2 separate regions of the Homo sapiens genome follow, and region 1 is linked to region 2. A link is an interaction called in ENCODE POLR2A ChIA-PET data of the cell type or tissue named here. Cell type or tissue: OCI-LY7. All regions are shown on one strand. Each heading gives the region's core, and the rest is flanking DNA. Links, peaks and the distances in the headings are about the cores only. Region 1 overlaps XPO1 (exportin 1). Region 2 has its middle 11 kb from the start of XPO1.

Evidence for each region. Peaks named below come from ENCODE experiments on the same cell type or tissue, not always from the same donor. Only the 100,000 strongest peaks of a DNase experiment are listed, where the experiment ranks them.
Region 1: POLR2A ChIA-PET joins it to region 2 with 5 read pairs; 15 of 35 experiments call an interaction of 5 or more read pairs at or near these places.

What each region holds. Positions count from the first base shown.
Region 1 is chr2:61,491,254-61,495,650 of GRCh38, reverse strand. XPO1 (exportin 1) reads left to right here. Exons shown (of 25, transcript NM_003400.4): 11 at 38-196; 12 at 1,560-1,757; 13 at 2,598-2,736; 14 at 2,903-3,084; 15 at 3,170-3,326; 16 at 3,453-3,616. Among named protein-coding and RNA genes, the nearest start is that of USP34-DT, 22 kb to the right of the region's middle. In OCI-LY7, for the core only: no CTCF peak of the experiment used is centred there; DNase peaks (open chromatin) are centred at 1,740 and 1,990; H3K4me3 peaks cover 762 bases; H3K27ac peaks cover 2,072 bases.
Region 2 is chr2:61,547,173-61,551,569 of GRCh38, reverse strand. No RefSeq gene overlaps it. Among named protein-coding and RNA genes, the nearest start is that of XPO1, 11 kb to the right of the region's middle. In OCI-LY7, for the core only: no CTCF peak of the experiment used is centred there; no DNase peak of the experiment used is centred there.

The sequences.
Region 1 (4,397 bases), core at 208-4,207, 56 kb after region 2:
TAAAATGCGAACTGATCGTCCCTTTTAAAATTTGCAGATGCTTCCTTTAAATACCAATATTCGACTTGCGTACTCAAATGGAAAAGATGATGAACAGAACTTCATTCAAAATCTCAGTTTGTTTCTCTGCACCTTTCTTAAGGAACATGATCAACTTATAGAAAAAAGATTAAATCTCAGGGAAACTCTTATGGAGGTAAGATATGTGGAGCTTTTGCTCCTAAAATTCTGCTCTGCCTACTAATAACTCTTAAAAGTGCCTTTTTCTAAAATGTATGTACCTTTTGAGATTTCTTATTACTTAATATTTGATCAGTACATTATATATATTCTCAATTCTGAATTACAGTTATAAGCCCAGTTTTCTGATTTTATGTTCTCCATAAAGCTAGGACTAAAAATTTATAATCAAAATTAAATTACTAATTATTATATCATTTCTAAGGTTAAAATTTCAAAGACCTTATTTTAAAATTTCAGTTTTAATTCAAATAACATGCATTTGTTCATTTAAAGATATACAATTCATCGTGTAATCCCAGCACTTTGGGAGGCGGAGGTGGGTGGATCACTTGAGGCAGGAGTTCGAGACCAGCCTGGCCTACATCGTGAATCTCTGTCTCTATTAAAAATACAAAAAAATTAGCTGTGCGTGGTGTCACATGACTGTAATCCCAGCTCCTCAGGAGGCTGAAGCACAGGAATTGCTTTAGCCCAGTAGGCTGAGGTTGCAGTGAGCCAAGATCACAGTACTGCACTCCAGCCTGAGTGACAGAGCAAGACTCTGTCTGAAGGAAGAAAATGTCTCTCTCTCTCTCTTTATATATATATATAAACTTAAGTATATATATATATAAACATAAGTATATATATATATACACACACACACACAATTCAGTGGCATATTAGTATATATACAATGTTATACAACCATTAATACCTAGATCCAAAACATTTTCATCACCCGAAGGTGACCCTTTACCCCTAAAACAGTCACTTTCTCCTTTGTTCTCTCCCCAACTTCTGGCAACCATTATTTTGGTTTCTGTCTCTGTAGATATATCTATTCTGATTATACCATATAAAGGGAATCATGCATGTGACCTTTTGTGTCTGGTTTCTTTTATTTGGTGTTGTGTTTTCAATGTTCTTCCATGTTGTAACCTGTATCAATACCTCACTTTTTATCATGTCTGAAGAATATTCTCATTGTATGAATATTCAGTATTTTGTTTGTTCTCTCCTCTGTGATGGTACATTTGGGTTGTGATACCACTTATTGGCACCCAAGGCCTTTTAAATAAATGTCGTTCCATTAGGAGACATGATAAAAATACATATTGATCAACTACTATGTGAGAGATTTTTGAAGTGCTTTAGGGCATGTCAGAAGAAGCAGAGTTACTCCAGAGTTTGCTGTCTATTTGATAAGTATTGAAATCTGAGTTGTGATGAATAAAACATGAATTTTTATTTTCCCTTAAGGTGTAACAAGTGAAAAGCAATTTGAAGTTGGTAATGTTTAAGAATTATTTTAACAGTTTTGGTCTTCTGTGTAGGCCCTTCATTATATGTTGTTGGTATCTGAAGTAGAAGAAACTGAAATCTTTAAAATTTGTCTTGAATACTGGAATCATTTGGCTGCTGAACTCTATAGAGAGAGTCCATTCTCTACATCTGCCTCTCCGTTGCTTTCTGGAAGTCAACATTTTGATGTTCCTCCCAGGAGACAGCTATATTTGCCCATGTTATTCAAGGTAACAGAGCGGTTGGTTGAGTGTTCTTCCTGTTGCATACTGTGGTTTTGAGGTCTGAATCCAAATACTTCTAATCTGTGTAAATAAATTAGCTATAAAAAGAGAACCCAACAACTTCTCCATGAGTGTGGAAAACTAGAACATGAAAGGAGTTGAGTCTAGAACCTTGATTCTCAAGAGTGTGGTCCTTCTCTCAGTATCAACATTGGTTGTGATTTCGTTAGGCAAATTCATTGGCCACCTGCCAATCTACTAAACCAGAGTCTAGGAATGAGACACAGGAAACTCCTGTAACAGAAGTTGGTTAAAAAAATCACATTAAAACACACTTAAATAATTATAAAGCCATTTTTGTAGAATTACAGTGAAAAAAAATTTTTTCTTTTGGAGACAGGGTCTTGCTCTGTGGCTCAGGTTGGAGTGCAGTGGCGTGGTCATAGCTCACTACAATCTTGAACTCCTAGACTAAAGCAATTCTCTTGTGTCAGCCTCCCAAGTAATTGGTTGCAGGCACACACCACCATGCCTAGCAAATTTTAAATTTTTTAGTTTTACTTCATTTATATTTACATAGTTTTTTCTGTTGTGCTTTAAGCCCCAGTATTTTTATTGTTTTAGAGATTGGGTGTCATTTTGTGTTGCTCAAGCTGCTCTCAAATTCCTGGCCACAACAGTTCTTTTTGCCTCGGCCCTCCGGAATAGTTGGAATTATAGGCATGAATCCCTACACATGGCTGGCTTGTGGTTTTTTTGGTTTTGTTTGTTTTTAACTAAGCTTCTACACTAATGATTTCAGTGATCTAACGATTTTTTTCTTGATTGATATATTGTTGAGTATAGGTCCGTTTATTAATGGTTAGTCGAATGGCTAAACCAGAGGAAGTATTGGTTGTAGAGAATGATCAAGGAGAAGTTGTGAGAGAATTCATGAAGGATACAGATTCCATAAATTTGTATAAGAATATGAGGGAAACATTGGGTAAGTTAATAAATACTGTTAATCTTTACCTTTATAAATCTATTCTGGGGTGGAAATACATTTTAGGAAATGTACTTGTAGTTTCTAAATATTTTCTAAATGTATTGTTACTCATCAATAAAATTCTGCTCATTATTTGCATTTGAAACCATGTTTTTCTTTGTAGTTTATCTTACTCATCTGGATTATGTAGATACAGAAAGAATAATGACAGAGAAGCTTCACAATCAAGTGAATGGTACAGAGTGGTCATGGAAAAATTTGAATACATTGTGTTGGGCAATAGGCTCCATTAGTGGAGCAATGCATGAAGAGGACGAAAAACGATTTCTTGTTACTGTTATAAAGGTATGCAAGGGATAGGTATGAATTAGAATTGCTAAATAAGTATTATGTTGTTACAATAAATAATACAAATTTGTCTTATTTACAGGATCTATTAGGATTATGTGAACAGAAAAGAGGCAAAGATAATAAAGCTATTATTGCATCAAATATCATGTACATAGTAGGTCAATACCCACGTTTTTTGAGAGCTCACTGGAAATTTCTGAAGACTGTAGTTAACAAGCTGTTCGAATTCATGCATGGTAAATCTCTTTCTTTACTATATTTTGCTTTTATTTTTATTGAAGAAAATAAATGAATGTTTTTGTCTTGTTAGAGACCCATGATGGAGTCCAGGACAAAATAAATGAATATTTTTGTCTTGTTAGAGACCCATGATGGAGTCCAGGATATGGCTTGTGATACTTTCATTAAAATAGCCCAAAAATGCCGCAGGCATTTCGTTCAGGTTCAGGTTGGAGAAGTGATGCCATTTATTGATGAAATTTTGAACAACATTAACACTATTATTTGTGATCTTCAGCCTCAACAGGTATGTTAAGCACTGAGCATATGTTATTTTTAGAAAGTAACACTTGTATCAATCTGTATGTATCAATGGAAATAGGAGGGCAACTATTGGATCCAATAGAAGTGTTTCTGATTAAATTTTCTTTCTTTTTTCCTTGAGACAGGGTCTTACTCTGTTGCCCAGGCTTGAGTGCAGTGGCACAATTACGGCTCACTGCAGCCTTGAACTCCCAGGCTCAGGTGATCCTCCCACCTTGGCCTCGTGGGTAGCTGGGACTACAGGCATGCACTGCCATCACACTCAGCTAACCTTTTTCCCCCCCTTGGTAGAGATGGGGTTTTGCCAAGTGGCCCAGGCTGGTCTTGAACTCCTAGCTTCAAGCGATACGCTTGCCTCAGCCTCCCAAAATGATTTTATATGTGTGAGCCACCACGCCCAGCCTGGTTAAATTTTCATAGTGAGACAGATTCTTGACCAGAAGATTGTTAGGCTGTTGTCCTATGTAAAATTATTCCGAACAAACAAAATCAGGTGTTTTTTGTTTTGTTTTGTTTTGGGGTGTGTGTGTGTGTGTGTGTGTGTGTGTGTGTGTGTGTTTGTTTTTTGAGATGGAGTTTCACTCTGTCGTCCATGCTGGAGTGCAGTGGCGCAATCTCGGCTCACTGCAGCCTTGCCTCCTGGGGTCAAACGATTCTCTTCCTCAGTGGCTATGATTAACAGGTGCTTGCCACCACGCCCAGCTAATTTTTTTATTTTTAGTAGAGACGGGGTTTCTCCATGTTGGTCAGGCTCATCTCCAACT
Region 2 (4,397 bases), core at 312-4,311:
GCACTTCTCTGTATACGCTTTCATCTTCAAGAAGAAAAGAATACACAGAAGTACTATCATTGAGCCAGAAAAGATCTTAGGAACCTTCTAGTAGTTTGATCATAATGGCAAAGAGCTCTAATAAGGGCAGAACTGGGAGGAGAATCCACATCTTCTGATTCCAAACATTTTTCTCTGTCCCATTTTACTACTCCAATTTTTTAAAAATGTGGCAGCATTTATACAAATATTGTTTGGTCCTGTGAAATTCACTTTTTTTGGTACAGCTCAAACCTGTCTCTCCACATGTGGAGTTATTGCAGAGTCATATGTCCCCTGTAGGAGCAGAATTTGAAATATAGATGTGGAATTCATAAATAAAGGTGTTCTTGTCCCCTGAGTAAATCTTGTGTGTTTTTCTGTATGCCAGTTATTTCCACAGTATAAGTTGTTTGCTTGAGCCTTCAACAACCAATGAAGTTACGTTATGCATAAGACCTTGGGGGTTTCATGTTTGCTGGGGCCAATAAAAGCAAATTCTCTCATGCTCTCCTACCGAGAACCTCATTATGACGTCCGGCTGGTTGCCTTTTTAGATCTGCATGTGATTCTACTTCTTTCTCTAGATTCCAGGACAGGCAGAGTTTGTCCTGGAAGCTCCATTTACTCTGTCTTCCTTACTGGCTCTCTTTTTGACCCTTTAGGGTCCTTTAGTGGTCCTCTTTTCCTCCCTTAGCTACCCTTCCCCCTAACCCCCACCCTCACCTGGCAATGTATCTTTCACTTGCAAATCTTTCAGTCCCACTAAAGCTTAAATGCCTGAAAGCACTCTTCTTACCCACACCATTCATCTATTAGAAAAACTATAAGGGAGAAAAAACACTGGCTTCATCCTCAGTTTTGCTTCCCTAAAGGAAGAGACCAGAAGATAATTCTTCTAGGAGTTGCCCCTGATGGCCTTAGGGCTGCCTACAGTCCTCTGGGTCCTCTCTGGAGAGAACTGCTTTGGAGTGTGAAAAGACCATGGCAGAAAGGAAAGGGAAGGCTTGTTCTTCCCTTCTTGGTTCCAGTTCATGGAAGGGCACTCACATCTCTCATGACGAGGATTCAGCCAGAGCATCCAGATAGCTGTGCTGAGCTCTGTAACAGGATAATAGGAAGCTGGAAGCCCCAACAGGCCACATTCTACATTTTCAATGGGGTATTAGGAACAAGTAAACTCTTTTGATGGAAAGGTGATGAAGAGCTGTTTAAACGTTCAACGACCCCTTGCTGGTCTTTCCCAGGCTTACTTATTTCAAGGACTACCTTTTGTCTCTTTGTATCTTTCTCTAGCATCAGAGCTGACCCTACTAGAAAAGACTGTACATGACTGGGTGAAGAACTCCATTGACTTGCCTCCAGTCTTTTCTAGCCATGGAGCGGAAGCATGAACTTAGAAGACAGGCCATTGTGGACCATCCTGGATTTTGAAAATGCTAGAAAGAGTCAGTGGATGGGAGCTCTCTAAACCTTTGGACTCATCTGTGTATAGCATGGGTTTCTTGGCCTCCTGGCCCACTCTATTTTCAATTGGAAATCTGAAAAGTTTGCATGTGATAGGGAGGTTTGTATCCCGGTAAGGGAGGAAGAGGCTGAAACTGTTTATACTGGTGTCATTCATAAAATCTTCTTAGTTCTTCTCCATAGCTTCCTTGAGTTGAGCCTACTGGTCTATCACAACAATGATGCTTCTGCCTGGAGGAATGCAAATACCACCTGGGTAATTAAGTCTGTGATCTTAATTGTCTCCCACTTAATTGCCTCTGAAGGCCAACCCTGCAGTGTTTTCTATTTCCTCAGCCTGGCATGTCTGCTTGTTTTGACTCAGCCTTCTGGATAGCATATGGCTTCCACTAAGCCTGAGCCACCCAGCCTGCAACTACACAGCCCCTCCAGCCGCAGAGGTGGCCCAGTTGTTTCAGTGCTGCCATTCTGCCTCAGCCTCAGCTTCATGCGCCCTTACCCATCTTATGTGCTCATTTTGTGCTCTCCTTTTCCCAAATTCACTGTCAAACTCTTTTTTTTTTTTTTTTTTTTTGAGACGGATTATCTGTCACCCAGGCTGGAGTACGGTGGCGCGATCTCGGTTCACTACAACCTCCACCTCCCGGGTTCAAGCGATTCTCCTGCCTTAGCCTCCCGAGTAGCTGGGACTACAGGCGCCCGCCAACACGCCTGGCCAATTTTTTTTTAGCAGAGGCGGGGTTTGGGGTTTCACCATGTTAGCCAGGATGGTCTCGATCTCCACACCTCGTGATCCGCCTGCCTCGGCCTCCCAAAGTGCTGGGATTACAGGCGTGAGCCACCGAGCCCGGCCCACTGTCAAACTCTTGTTGGGGAATTCTACTGTTACCTTGTAAAGAGAAAGAAGCGCTGCTTGTCATGGTGTAAACACAATCTGGAAAGAAAAGACTGTGCAGTGCATTAGCAATTATATTTAGGTTCTACGGAAAACTTATAGTTAAATTATTAGGCAAATTACTTTCAATGTGTTCTTTGGTATAATTTGGTATATGCAGGAAAGACTTATGAAATATTTTCAAATACTTCAGCCTTCATCAATCTCAGAGTAGGTTTAAAAATAATTAAAATATATTAAAATACTTTTTTTAAGGGTCCAATGAACTGGATCTTGGTAGGCAAAGAAAAGTGTCATGAGCCCGGGGATGGTGGCTCTTACCTGTAATCCCACCACTTTGGGAGGCTGAGGCGGACAGATTGGTTGAGCTCAGGAGTTCTAGACCAGTCTGGACAACACGGTTTCTAACAAGAAGAAGTTTGAGACTAGCCTGGGCAATATAGTGAAACCCCATCTCTACAAGAAATACAAAAATTAGCCAGGCATGGTGATGCATACCTGCAGTCCCAGCTACTTGGGAGACTGAGGTGGGAGGATTACCTGAGCCCAGAGAGGTTGAGGCTGCAGTGAGCCATGTTCGCACCACTGCACTCCAGCCTGAGCGACAATGCAAGACACTGTCTCAAAACAAACAAACAAACAAAAACAAAAAACAAAAAGGCCGGGCGCCAGTGGCTCATGCCTGTAATCCCAGCACTTTGGGAGGCCAAGGCAGGTGGACCACCTGAGGTCAGGAGTTCAAGACCAGCCTGGCCAACATGGTGAAACCCTGTCTCCACTAAAAATACAAAAACTAGCCGGGCGTGGCCGGGCGCGGTGGCTCACGCCTGTAATCCCAACACTTTGGGAGGCTGAGGCAGGCAGATCACGAGGTCAGGAGATCGAGACCATCCTAGCTAACACAGTGAAACCCTGTCTCTACTAAAAATACTAAAAAACTAGCCGGGAGTGGTGGCGGGCACCTGTAGTCCCAGCTACTCGGGAGGCTGAGGCAGGAAAATGGCCTGAACCCGGGAGGTGGAGCTTGCAGTGAGCCGATGTCACACCACTGCACTCCAGCCTGGGCAACAGAGCGAGACGCCATCTCAAAAACAAATAAATAAATAATAAAAACTAGCCAGGCGTGGTGGCGCACACCTGTAATCTCAGCTACCTGGGAGGCTAAGGGCAGAAGAATGGCTTGAACCTGGGAGGCAGAGGTCGCAGTGAGTCGAGACCGCGCCATTATACTCCAGCCTGGGCAACAGAGTGAGTCTCTGCCTCAAAAAAAAAAAAAAAAAAAAAAAAGTGTCATGAAATACTTATCTGGATAAATCAGGAAAATATTTTAGTTTAAATTTATAAAATCATACATTCTCTGGATTCATGGTGTTATGGCATAAGCAAGATTTCACTGTACACAAGACTTTTTTGTTGTTGTTGTTGTTTTTTGAGACGGAGTCTCACTCAGTCACCCAGGCTGGAGTGCAGTGGCGCGATCTCGGCTCACTGCAAGCTTCGCTTCCCGGGTTCACACCATTCTCCTGCCTCAGCCTCCCGAGTAGCTGGGATTACAGGCGCCTGCCACCACGCCCGGCTAATTTTTTGTACTTTTAGTAGAGACGGGGTTTCACCGTGTTAGCCAGGATGGTCTCGATCTCCTGACCTCGTGATCCACCTGCCTTGGCCTCCCAAAGTGCTGGGATTACAGGTGTGAGCCACTGTGCCTGGCTGTACACAAGATTTTTTAAATCTCACTTTTAATTTTATTAGACATTCAAACATTTAGAAATTTAAAATGACTTTGGCCCTATTTCTTAGTTATTTATGACTCTCTCTCTCTCTCTCTCTTTATATATATATAGCATCTGGAAAGTAGTAGATACTGATAAATGGTAAATTCAGTTGTTTTCTTATAAGCAACAACAACTACTACTTGATATCCAGCAGATTATTGTATCCATCTAGAAAAGAGTAAGTATCCAAGATTCAGAGCCTAGTTTTAAAAAAGCCCCTTTGACAACCTTCACAATGTTTT